2 separate regions of the Homo sapiens genome follow, and region 1 is linked to region 2. A link is a loop called in an ENCODE intact Hi-C map of the cell type or tissue named here. Cell type or tissue: sigmoid colon. All regions are shown on one strand. Links, peaks and the distances in the headings refer to the core of each region. The heading gives the core; the rest is flanking DNA. Region 1 has its middle 340 kb from the start of ADAMTSL1. Region 2 has its middle 410 kb from the start of ADAMTSL1.

Region 1 (5,391 bases), core at 266-5,265, 69 kb after region 2:
AAGGATTCTGTAAAAAGTGCAGTTATATAATTTGTTGAGATGAGTTAAGTGGTAATCATCCTGATGTTTGACATTTACAAATTCTTCCCATAGTACTAGACATTTAACTGAAGCACACATTTGACACTGAAGAAGTACTGTTCTATGTAATGTACTCAAAACTTGCCAGTGGGTGTGGTGGTTCTTTCTTTAAAGTAAACAGCCTTAGATTTACTAAAGTCATTATCGAATATAGGGAGATGAATTCACTGGAGAAGTGAAACCCAAGCATCTGAAATGATATTTTGATCTTTAAAGTAGGAAACAGAATGGCAGGGTTTGTTGTGGAGACAGACTCTTCCTTTAGCACAGACAATAAGGACATCAGCCAATTCTGAAGACTTGTTGGGGACTGCCAGGAAGGCTAACCATGCCACCATCACAACTTCAATAACTGTAAGGGAGTCAGTGTCATTAGAAAATTGCACTGATATTTCATCTGGGTAATTACACTGGTCTCTTCACTTAGAAAAACACGGGATCAGACAAGGGAATCAATACTGCCATTGCCTTTTCTTTTCTCATTGTTGATAATACCTGGTTTTCACCTGGGGCACAATCTATCTCTGTTTCTTATCTGACTGAGATATTTCAGTATTTGTAATTATAAACATCTGACTTAGAACTGGCCTGCATGTATAACTCCATATGTGGAATCTGCTCTAGTTAAGTAAAAAACATAAAACGCTGCAGTTAGGAAATAGTCACAATTGAATTCTTTTAACTGAGGGCTCCATACGTACTATGCATTCATATCAAGTTTTCAAGGATAAACTTAAACACAAAAACAGTGTTCATTAATAAGATTAATGAACTATGAGGAAAGCAACTCTTTGGGAATATAAGTCCAGAGGCTCAAAATGTAAAATGCTTAAAAAAATATATTTTCTGTGAATTGTATTGCTGAAAGGAAGGAGGGCATATTTTACTAGCCACAAGGTGGACAGTTACCACATCCAGTTGTTTAACACATCAGAAATGTAGGACTGCCAGGCATAGTGGTGCATGCCTGTAGTCCCAGATACTCAGGAGGCTGAGATGGGAGAACTGCTGAGCCCAGGAGTTTGAGGCCAGCCTAGGCAATGTAGCAAACCCTGCTTTAAAAAAAATACAGAGTTTTCTTTTATATATTAATATATAGGCATGTGTGTATACCATATGCATGTATATCACATGTATATCTATCATATGTGTATGTATCCTATATGTATACCTTGTATATACACATATACACACACCACCTAAGATGCCTCTGAGGATTGCTCTGTGGATATGAGGTGCTGTCTTCCTGAGGAGAAGCCAATTTCTCCATCACAGCTTACACTGATGCAGTGCCTTCCATGCAACAGGTACTATACCAAAGGCTTTATATGGCATACCCCTCACTCAATCCTCACAAACAGTCCTCTGAGAAATATAGACTTTCTCTCATTTAAGATGAGGAATCCAAGGCACAGATTAGTTCATTTATTTGCTCAGGATCATGTAACTCTGATGTACACAGCCAGGATTCAAACCCTCTTACTCTGTAACCCATGCCTCGCACTGCCTCCCTCAGTCACATAATACTGATGTGGAAAAAGGCAGTAAGAGCATTTACAAGGCTCCGTAAGTGAAGTAAGTTGCATAGTGGTTCCCAAACCTGGCTGCACATCAGAATCATTTGGGAAGCTTATTAAAAAATAAATATTTCCAAAGAATACCTTTAGAGAGTCTAATTAAGAACGTCAGAGGTGTGCATTGGGATTCATTTTCATAATTGCTCCCAGATGATTTCAATGCAGGCAATCAGCTGCCACTTGGAAACCACTGGATTAGACAGTAAATGTAAGCAAATTGCATTTAAGCAAGAGTGGCCTATATTCTCTAAAATCCCTGTAGTCATGGTATGTAGGTGTTAGGGCTATAATATTAACACGAAAAACAGTCCCTGACGTTGTAGGATGTTAGGAGAGATAACTGTGTAAACAGGTACAGAATGCAAGGGTGAAGTGCTTTAGTAGAGTAGGAAAGAGAATCACACCGCTATGGCACAGGAGAGAAAAGGGCTAGCTCTGTTTGTGGAAGTCAACTTGGGCTTCACAGAGAGGATAAGATTTATGTGGAACATTAAATTGTGTCTACAAACAAAAAAGAGAAGGAATGGCATTCCAAACAGAAAAGGCTGTGAGATCAAAAGCTGTGAAGTAGGAAAATAGACAGATATTTGGGCAGCAGCTGGGGTTGCAGTGTGGTTAGCCTTGTGTACTGTGGCAAGGAGTAAGACCTTATTGCTGGTAACCAGCAACCATTGGCATATTTAAGCAAGGCAGTACAGGACAAAGGCTGCCTTTTAAAACAGTCACAGAGGCTAATGTGTGAGGATGACTTAAAGAAGGCAAAATTGTAAGGAGGGTCAACAATGGGGAGGCCAAGCCATAGTTAAGGTGAAACAGGACAAGGCCTGAACTCTGAGGCAGGGTGTCTGAGTATCATGGGAAGGGAAGGGAAAGAGTTGAAGCAAGACATTTGAGAGATTATCAGCAGAAAATGATGACAGATCAGATGAGGGTGGACAGTTGTGAAAGATGAGGGCATACAGTCAGGGATGAAATCGGAATTTCTGGACTGGTCCATGCAATGATAGTAGCCCAGGTTTCTGAGGGAAAATCTGTTGTTGCTGGAGATTCTCAGTCTAGTCTTAGATTTTCTTTCTATTTATTGGCAGATTTTCTTTCATTTTAAATAGAAAATAAATTAACATAAGTTTGAAAACAGATGAAAATATAAATGACTTTATTTTTGAAAGAATTATAATACATATCATAGAAAGAAGTGTTTCTTTATCGTTGTATTCAGGCTAAACTGGGACTGGCTGAAGCCTTGAGCCTTCAATATTCATCTTTGGAAAACACATGGGGGTCTTCCAATCATTTAAAAAAATTCTAACAGACTAACATTGCAAGTCCAGGCTCCATTAGTCTCAGTGGTTAAACTTAAATCTCTTAACATGTAAGTCCTTCTGTAGTTGCTGTCCAGTAATAAAGTGGGTGATGGAATTTTTAAGAAAACACTTTATGGCTCTGCAATAGACGAATTTTTCCACTGGGATTTATATAACGACTTCGGAGAAAACTAAAACAATGTATAAAATAAAACCCTGTGGAAGAAAAAATAATTATAAAGAATTCCCACCTGAAATGATGGAATGCCTACAGTTGTAGAATTCTGTATTTTGTTTCACTATCTGTTTAATAATTAAAGGCCCTTTTAGTAGCCAAAAGTTCCACTTTAAAACACTGTATTCTAGGGTGCTAAGAATTTGGTGCAGAGCAGTAACTTTTTCCAAGTGTGGCAAGAGAAACATTCAAAAGAGAGGCATCTTTGACCTAAGACTCACTCAAGTAAATCTTGCTAGGGAGAGTTATTCTTATTGTTAGGTGAAGGATCTCAAGCTAGGGACCACCTAGTGGACAGCCGGACCAACTCTCCAGAAGCCCTGAGATGCATAACCTTTGGCACTGTGTTTTGAAATACTGTAGAGCAGGGTTTGATTCCCTGCTATGCCACTTGCTGGCCGCATGTTCTTCAGCAAGTAACTTAAACCTCCTGAGACTCGTTTCCTCCTCTGTAAGGGAGGGGTGATGGAACTCACCTCATGGGAGTATGGCGAAAAGTAAGTATTAAATGAGGCAATATGTGTTCAAATTGCTCTGTAAATGGAAAGGAATATGTATTATAATTATTATACTTTTAGAATTTTCTTAAAACCAAACTGTGTTTCAGGTTTTAAACCAGATATACATACATATCTTGCATGTGTTTTTTCTAGATAGATATCTCCCCAATTATCTCTTTTATACCCATGTATCCAGCAGCTAAGGATTTTAAGGCAGAGTATGCTACTTTTAGGGAGTAACGAACTTGAGGAGGCTGTAGGTTTGCAAACCTGCAAATTTGCTGAATTTTTGAAAATTCATTTGCATTTGAATTTATACTCCAGCTTCATAGTACACAAAGCAGCTGGTGTGCGGCCATGGCTACTAGTGCTGGGCATTGTTTCTTCTGTGATGTTCCTCCTGTGGAACACTGACTTTGAAAACACGTTTTCGTAGTGTGACTGTTCTAAATTTACCTTGATGATAAAGGAAACACTATAGAGACACAGTAAGCGAGTTCTAGGAGTCCCAGAGATCAAAAGGAAAAAAAGGAGGGTGAGGTTATGCTTTCTGCAGCATCCTCACGAACTCCTGCTGGAGCACCAGCATTCCAGTGAGATTATTTAGCTTCAAGTAGATCTTGTCTCGGGTGGTTGAAATGTCAAGACCAAGATCTAACGCTCTGCCTCAAGTGGATTGCACCATAGCCATAAGCCTCTTGCATGCCCTCATGAGTTTAAAGAGTGCATAGTTGACTGTGTGTATGAGTGTGAATATGTGTGTGTATGAGGAAGACTGATAATCTGGAGACGTGGATTTTACTTGTGTCTGCCACTAAGGAACCTTGCAGGAGATTACCTCACCTGTTTTAATTTCATTTCTCTTGCCTAGATGATAAAGGGTAGAATGAGATGCTCTCTTAAGATGTCTTCCTGTAACATCTTATGGTTTTTTGACTGATTGACTGATTGATTCAGCAAACCTTGAACCTTATGGAATTGTGATTCTAAATGCAGTGTTGAAATGGCAATCTTTCGTCAATGTAGTTTCTGTGTTCTGTATTCATGAGGCATATGTTGTTCCCTAAGTCAGTGTTAGATTTCCTCCTTTCACTCCCAAGGCAGAGGAGGGCACATGGCAGCATATTTACCTGATTCTACAAGGTCTCCTACACCTTGAAGTAGAACCGATGACATTACTTGTCAGCAGATTTAACAGCAACAAGAGTGTCTTCATTTGTGATGAATGAAAGCTTCCCAAAGTGGGTGAGAGAGAACAGAGTCAAAGGAAGGGGTGCCAACTTCCTTCTTTTGCATTCCACCTTCTGTTAACCATCCTATTCTGATAACCCCTGAGAAAATCCACAGAAGAGTTTTAATACCTCTAGATGGGAATCCTTCCAAGGAAGTGAGTTCCATCCAACTTTTAGGTATCCAAGAAATCATGAATTAATAGCTACTGAATATATGCCATGCTACATATACAAAATAACCCATATAGCTATCCTATGTGACTGCTATGTAGGTTATATTTTAACCTTATAAACTGCAGAAGTAAGACAAGATATAGACATGAGATCACAATTTTTTTCCCACTCATATTGGTCCACTTAAGCTTGAATTTTGAATTTTACATTAGAAAATTTCAAATATATATCTTGTGGTTCATCCCCTAAATTAAAATATGATTCCTCTTTGTTGGTTTCTTATGATTT
Region 2 (5,391 bases), core at 83-5,082:
TCATCTTTAATAAGTGTGGATTAACTCATGGTGTTTCATTACTCTCTTCTCAAAGTTCAATCATTTGCATGCCCTCTTTATAATTGTTTCCATTTTTATGTACCATTATAATTTTGAACTATGTCATTAAATCTGCTTACTTTGTAATTCAGTTAACTTAAAAGTGAACTTTATATCACCACCATAAGTGAAAAGTAGTGCCACAGGTCGTAGATGAAAAGTAATTGGAAAAATAAACACAGGGGTAATAAAATGACGTCTTTAAATTCTAGCTATGTTTTGTTGTCTGCCCAAGTCTCTGTGCTTAAGGTTAGTTTGTTCTTTGTTAAATGGGAGATTCTTAAGTGTTAGAAAGGGCCAGGCGCGGTGGCTCACGCCTGTAATCCCAGCACTTTGGGAGGCCGAGGCGGGTGGATCACCTGAAGGCAGGAGTTCGAGACCAGCCTGGCCAACATGGCAAAACCCTGTCTCTATTAAAAATACAAAAATTAGCTGGGCATGGTGGCAAGTGCCTGTAATCCCAGCTATTCAGGAGGCTGAGGCAGGAGAATCACTTGAACCTGGGAGGCGGAGGTTGCAGTGAGCCGAGATCGCCCCCACTGCACTCCAGCTTCAGCTTGGGACAGAGCGAGACTCCATCTCAAAAAAAAAAAAAAAAAAAAAAAAAAAAAGAATGGCACCACCACAATGACCAGTTCTCCCTTATTTAATCAGAATGATTGAAAGAAATGGCAAAAGAAATAAGCTTATGACAAGGTGATGTTATTTAATATAGTGTCACTATGTTCTTTCAAATAATCTTGCATAAATCCCGAAAACAATTTGAGTATTCTTAAAATCCTAAGTACCGTCAGTGATAAAGCATCCCAAGTCTTGGGAAATGCTGCTGTATAATAAAGATTTTGACACAGAAACTGAAGCACCAATAATAGAAGTATTATAATAAATTGCTCATATTTCTGGGATGCTAGCATCACCAGGGTAACTAGTGTTCAGTTACATAGAGAAAGATAGTTACAAATGTTTATATAAGACATAGGAGGTAGGGTTATTTATATCTAATTAACTTTAAGTTGACTTAAAAGTATCTAAAATATTCTTTATTATTTTATGCATCCATCCCTTTTGAAAATACATATTTATATAATGTGTACCTATATATACAGAAAGCAAGTGATTATTAGATGACTAGCTCTTTACTAAAATATTGTTTTTATATTTTTAGGTAATTAAAAATTGCTATTCTCATTTAGGTATGTTGTTGAAATATTTTGTTGTTGTTTATTCCCTTAATTTAAACAGCAATTCTAGGTGAAATTTAAACAGAATTTTATGACTATGAGATCCTAATCAAAATAGCAGTGGGTTCAGTGAACAAGCTGTTAGATCAACCCAAATGTCCAACAATGATAGACTGGATTAAGAAAATGTGGCACATATACACCATGGAATACTATGCAGCCATAAAAAATGATGAGTTCATGTCCTTTGGAGAGACATAGATGAAAGTGGAAATCATCATTCTCAGTAAACTATTGCGAGAACAAAAAACCAAACACCGCATATTCTCACTCATAGGTGGGAATTGAACAATGAGAACACATGGACACAGGAAGGGGAACATCACACTCTGGGGACTGTTGTGGGGTGGGGGGAGAGAGGAGGGATAGCATTAGGAGATATACCTAATGCTAAATGACGAGTTAATGGGTGCATCACACCAGCATGGCACATGTACACATATGTAACTAACCTGCACATTGTGCACATGTACCCTAAAACTTAAAGTATAATAAAAAAAAATGCAAGTGGTTAAGGGTTAGCCTGACTCTTTAGATTCCAATCCCAGCTCTACTATTTACTAGCCATGTAAATTTCATCAAGTTATTTAATCTTTTTGTGCTAACTTTCTCGTTGTTAAGGTCACAATAGAAATGATGATGCCTACTTTATTTGTTTTACTTACTTAAAGAGTTAATATGTATAATGCATGGAACAATACCTGGCATGCAGTGAAAATTCAAAAACATTAGCAGATACTCCTCTTCCTCCACCTCCTCTTCCTCATTCTAGAGGGCCTTTTGCCATATTATGAGATGAGAAATATGAAAGCATAAAATGCCACATACCACATTGAAACCATAATCATTGTGCTCTTACTGTGTTTAGTGAGTTTAAGTAGTGGGCAATTTAGATTACAAAACTTTCCTGATTTTGAGAATTACAGTCATGTTAATTCATATTCCAGTTTTCTTGAGGCCATTACCTAATATGAAGAGATATTATTCACAGTCAGGATGGAGGGGCGGTGAAATACTCAGCACAGAGAGCTGTCGGCAGCACTAAGCTTTACAACAGCAGCCGGGCCTAGGAACTTGGAGAGTCTTGTCTGGAGGCGGTGATTAAAAGCTTGTAAAATAAGATCTATGGAGGAAGGCTAAAGAAATTTGGATTGTTTACCCTGGAGAAGAGAAGACTTAAGGGTGATTTAATGCTGTTATTGAAGCATAAGAGGGTTCTTTTCTAGAGCCTCCTGGTAAGCTCCTCTGTAGCTCTCCTGAGATTCAAACAGGAGGGGGTGGGCTGACAGTGAGCACAGAGGATTTAGAGTAGGTAAGAAAAGCTTTCGACAGGATAATTTTTTTAAAAACAAAACAATTTGAAAGGGAGACTGTGGAAGTTAGGTTTCTGGAAGTTGTTAGTAATAATAATAGCCATCTGAAGTGGTTTGGTCTGGTCCTGCCCGGAGGCATAGTGATGGGGTGTATTGGCCAAAAACGTACTTCCTGTGAATCAGTAAAGGGCTGGCCCACCCCACCCTTAGAAATGGACTGTTTATTAAGATAGCAGCTCTTCCCATCAGTGAGAGTGTAAGTGCAGTTGGCCCTCCATATCTGTATGTTATACATCTCTGGATTCAACCAACCATGGATCACAAATAAAGTCAAAAAGAAAAACAACTAAAAATAACAATACAACAATAAAAATAATACAAATTAAAACAATACAGTGTATCAACTATTTACATAGCATTTACCTTGAATTAGGTATTATAAGTAATCTACAGATCATTTAATGTTTACAAGAAGGTCTGTGTAGGCCATATGCAAATACTAGACCATTTTATATAAGGAACTTAAACATGTATGGATTTTGCTATTCTCTGGGGTTCTAGAACCAATCCTCCATGGATACCAATGAACAAATGCACCTCAAAATGGTAAACCCCACAAGGAAAGGCTTCAACCCAGGGTTCCTAAAGGGAAACGCAAACCAAGCAGAGGTTCTCAGCTGGAGCCATGACTGACTATGTGTCCCCCTGGATGCTTCTGGAAGTTTTTAATGTTGTGAATCTAGAAATTTTAATATATTTAACAAGTTTTCACTGAAAGCACTCTATGTGGCAATAGCAGTGCTAAGTTCTAAGGTTATAAAAGCAAGTAAGATACATCTTTGCATTCAAGAAGCTCACATTCTGACAGCCTAAGGCAGCATGTGAAAGATCAATTACAGAGTGGTATAGTGCTATACAGCACTTTACTCTGGGACCTAGAAGAGGTTACCTAACTTGGCCTTGTAAGTCAGGAGAGTTTCCAGTGGAGGTGGTCCTTGAGGTAAAGGTATAAAGATAAATAGGAGTTTACCAGATGGATTTAAAAACAAAACAACAGAACAGCATGTGTAAAGACAGGAAGATACAAGGAAGAATGGATGGTTACATTAGCTAAGTGTGTGTCTAAAACAGGTCTATCATTACGTGACTCACTGCTGACATGTAAGCTATCTGGCAGCTGAAATACGGTGTCTGAATTAGGATGTGCTTTAAGTGTAACATACACACCATATCTCAAAGACTTAGTATAAAAAAGAATATGTTTCATTTTTAACTTATGACATGTTGAAATGATAATTTCAATATATCGAGTTGAAGAAAATATACAACTTATTCCACCTATTTTAGTTTACTTTTTTCTAATGCAGTTACTGGAAACATTTAAATTATATATGTGGCTCACATTTTACTCACAATAAGAAGGACATATTACACTGCAACGTATTATATACATACATACATACATACACATATATGGAAAATGCAAACACTGAAACAAAAGGTTCATAAGTTTACCATTATGCTTTGCAGCACACTCTGATATTGCCTATTCTATTCTATTTCATATTGTTTTAATGCTGGTTACAACCCATTAACTTGATTTCAAAGCCCACTTATGGGTCAAAATTTATAGTTTAAAACATATTAACATGTGATTTCACTCCTAATCTGGGCTTTATTCTTTAGCTGCTGAAGTGTTTATTTATTTTGACAATACTGTGATCTGATTGGATTTATCTTTAGACCCTGTCAATACATGGAGGGTGGATTGAGTAGAAGTGAGGTTATGATAGAATGAAGCCATAGTGTTGAAACTGCTATAGTAGTCCATGAGAAAGATCAGGAGGTCTCTAAACTATGGTAATGGCATTGGTGGTGCAGAGAAAAGAATCAATTAAAAGTTGATGAAGACAAAGGGAATGCTATTTAGAACATATATTATGGGATTTGGTGAGAGATTGGATGTGGGAGGTGGAAACATTGGAGCCTATAGTTGAATCTTTGGTTTCAGAACTTGTCATGGGGAGATTAGGAATTCAGGTTTAGACATATTGAGTGGAAATGTCTGCATGAGATCTAGAGTAGACCAGTGAGTAAACTCGTCAGTCTTAAGCTTAGATGTGAGGCTACAGGTCTATATGAGATAATCCAGTGAGTAAGTGTGGACTGAAAACAGACTAGGTAAGAGGACTGAATTCTAAGAAACACAAGCATTCAAAGAACCAGAATAACCATAAAAAGGACTGGATAGGAGAGCACCGTCTAGTGAAGCTGAGGGAGGAAAACATGTCCTGAAGGAGTGGATAGCCAGTCCTTCCACAGAGGAGCCAGTGCTGGGAAACCCATCTGACTTGGTCGACATAGCTAAGAGCAGGAGTTGCTTCAGAGAGGGATGGCAGGCAAATGTGGCTGGCTGGAAAATTAACAGAACGAGAAGAAATAGGGATGATAGACTCTTATACAGTTTTTCAAGAATTTTGCCTGGGGACGGAATGTGAAATTGAAGAAATGAGAGAGAGAGGTAGGGAATAGGAATGTATGAGTAAATGAATGAATGGTAGAAAGTGGAGGATGCAAATTTGAGGAAGCGTTTTGCACAATAAGTTTTGCTTTTTATTTTAAGAAGGGAAAGATTTCGGTATTCTAGTAAGCTTGAACTAAATGGCCCAGCTGTGAGGGAGAATCTGAAGATAAAATCTTGGGAAATGATAAGAAAGCAAAGCCCCTTGGGAGAAGGAGTCTTATAGCCAAACCAGAAGCCATGGAATTCATTGTGG

The links. Peaks named below come from ENCODE experiments on the same cell type or tissue, not always from the same donor. Only the 100,000 strongest peaks of a DNase experiment are listed, where the experiment ranks them.
Region 1: it touches region 2 in a loop (3.0-fold over the local background); 3 of 110 quality-filtered maps call a loop at or near these places.

The regions. Positions count from the first base shown.
Region 1 is chr9:18,134,488-18,139,878 of GRCh38, forward strand. It overlaps a transcript of ADAMTSL1 not described here. Among named protein-coding and RNA genes, the nearest start is that of ADAMTSL1, 340 kb to the right of the region's middle. In sigmoid colon, for the core only: no CTCF peak of the experiment used is centred there; no DNase peak of the experiment used is centred there.
Region 2 is chr9:18,065,344-18,070,734 of GRCh38, forward strand. It overlaps a transcript of ADAMTSL1 not described here. Among named protein-coding and RNA genes, the nearest start is that of ADAMTSL1, 410 kb to the right of the region's middle. In sigmoid colon, for the core only: no CTCF peak of the experiment used is centred there; a DNase peak (open chromatin) is centred at 2,348; H3K27me3 peaks cover 415 bases.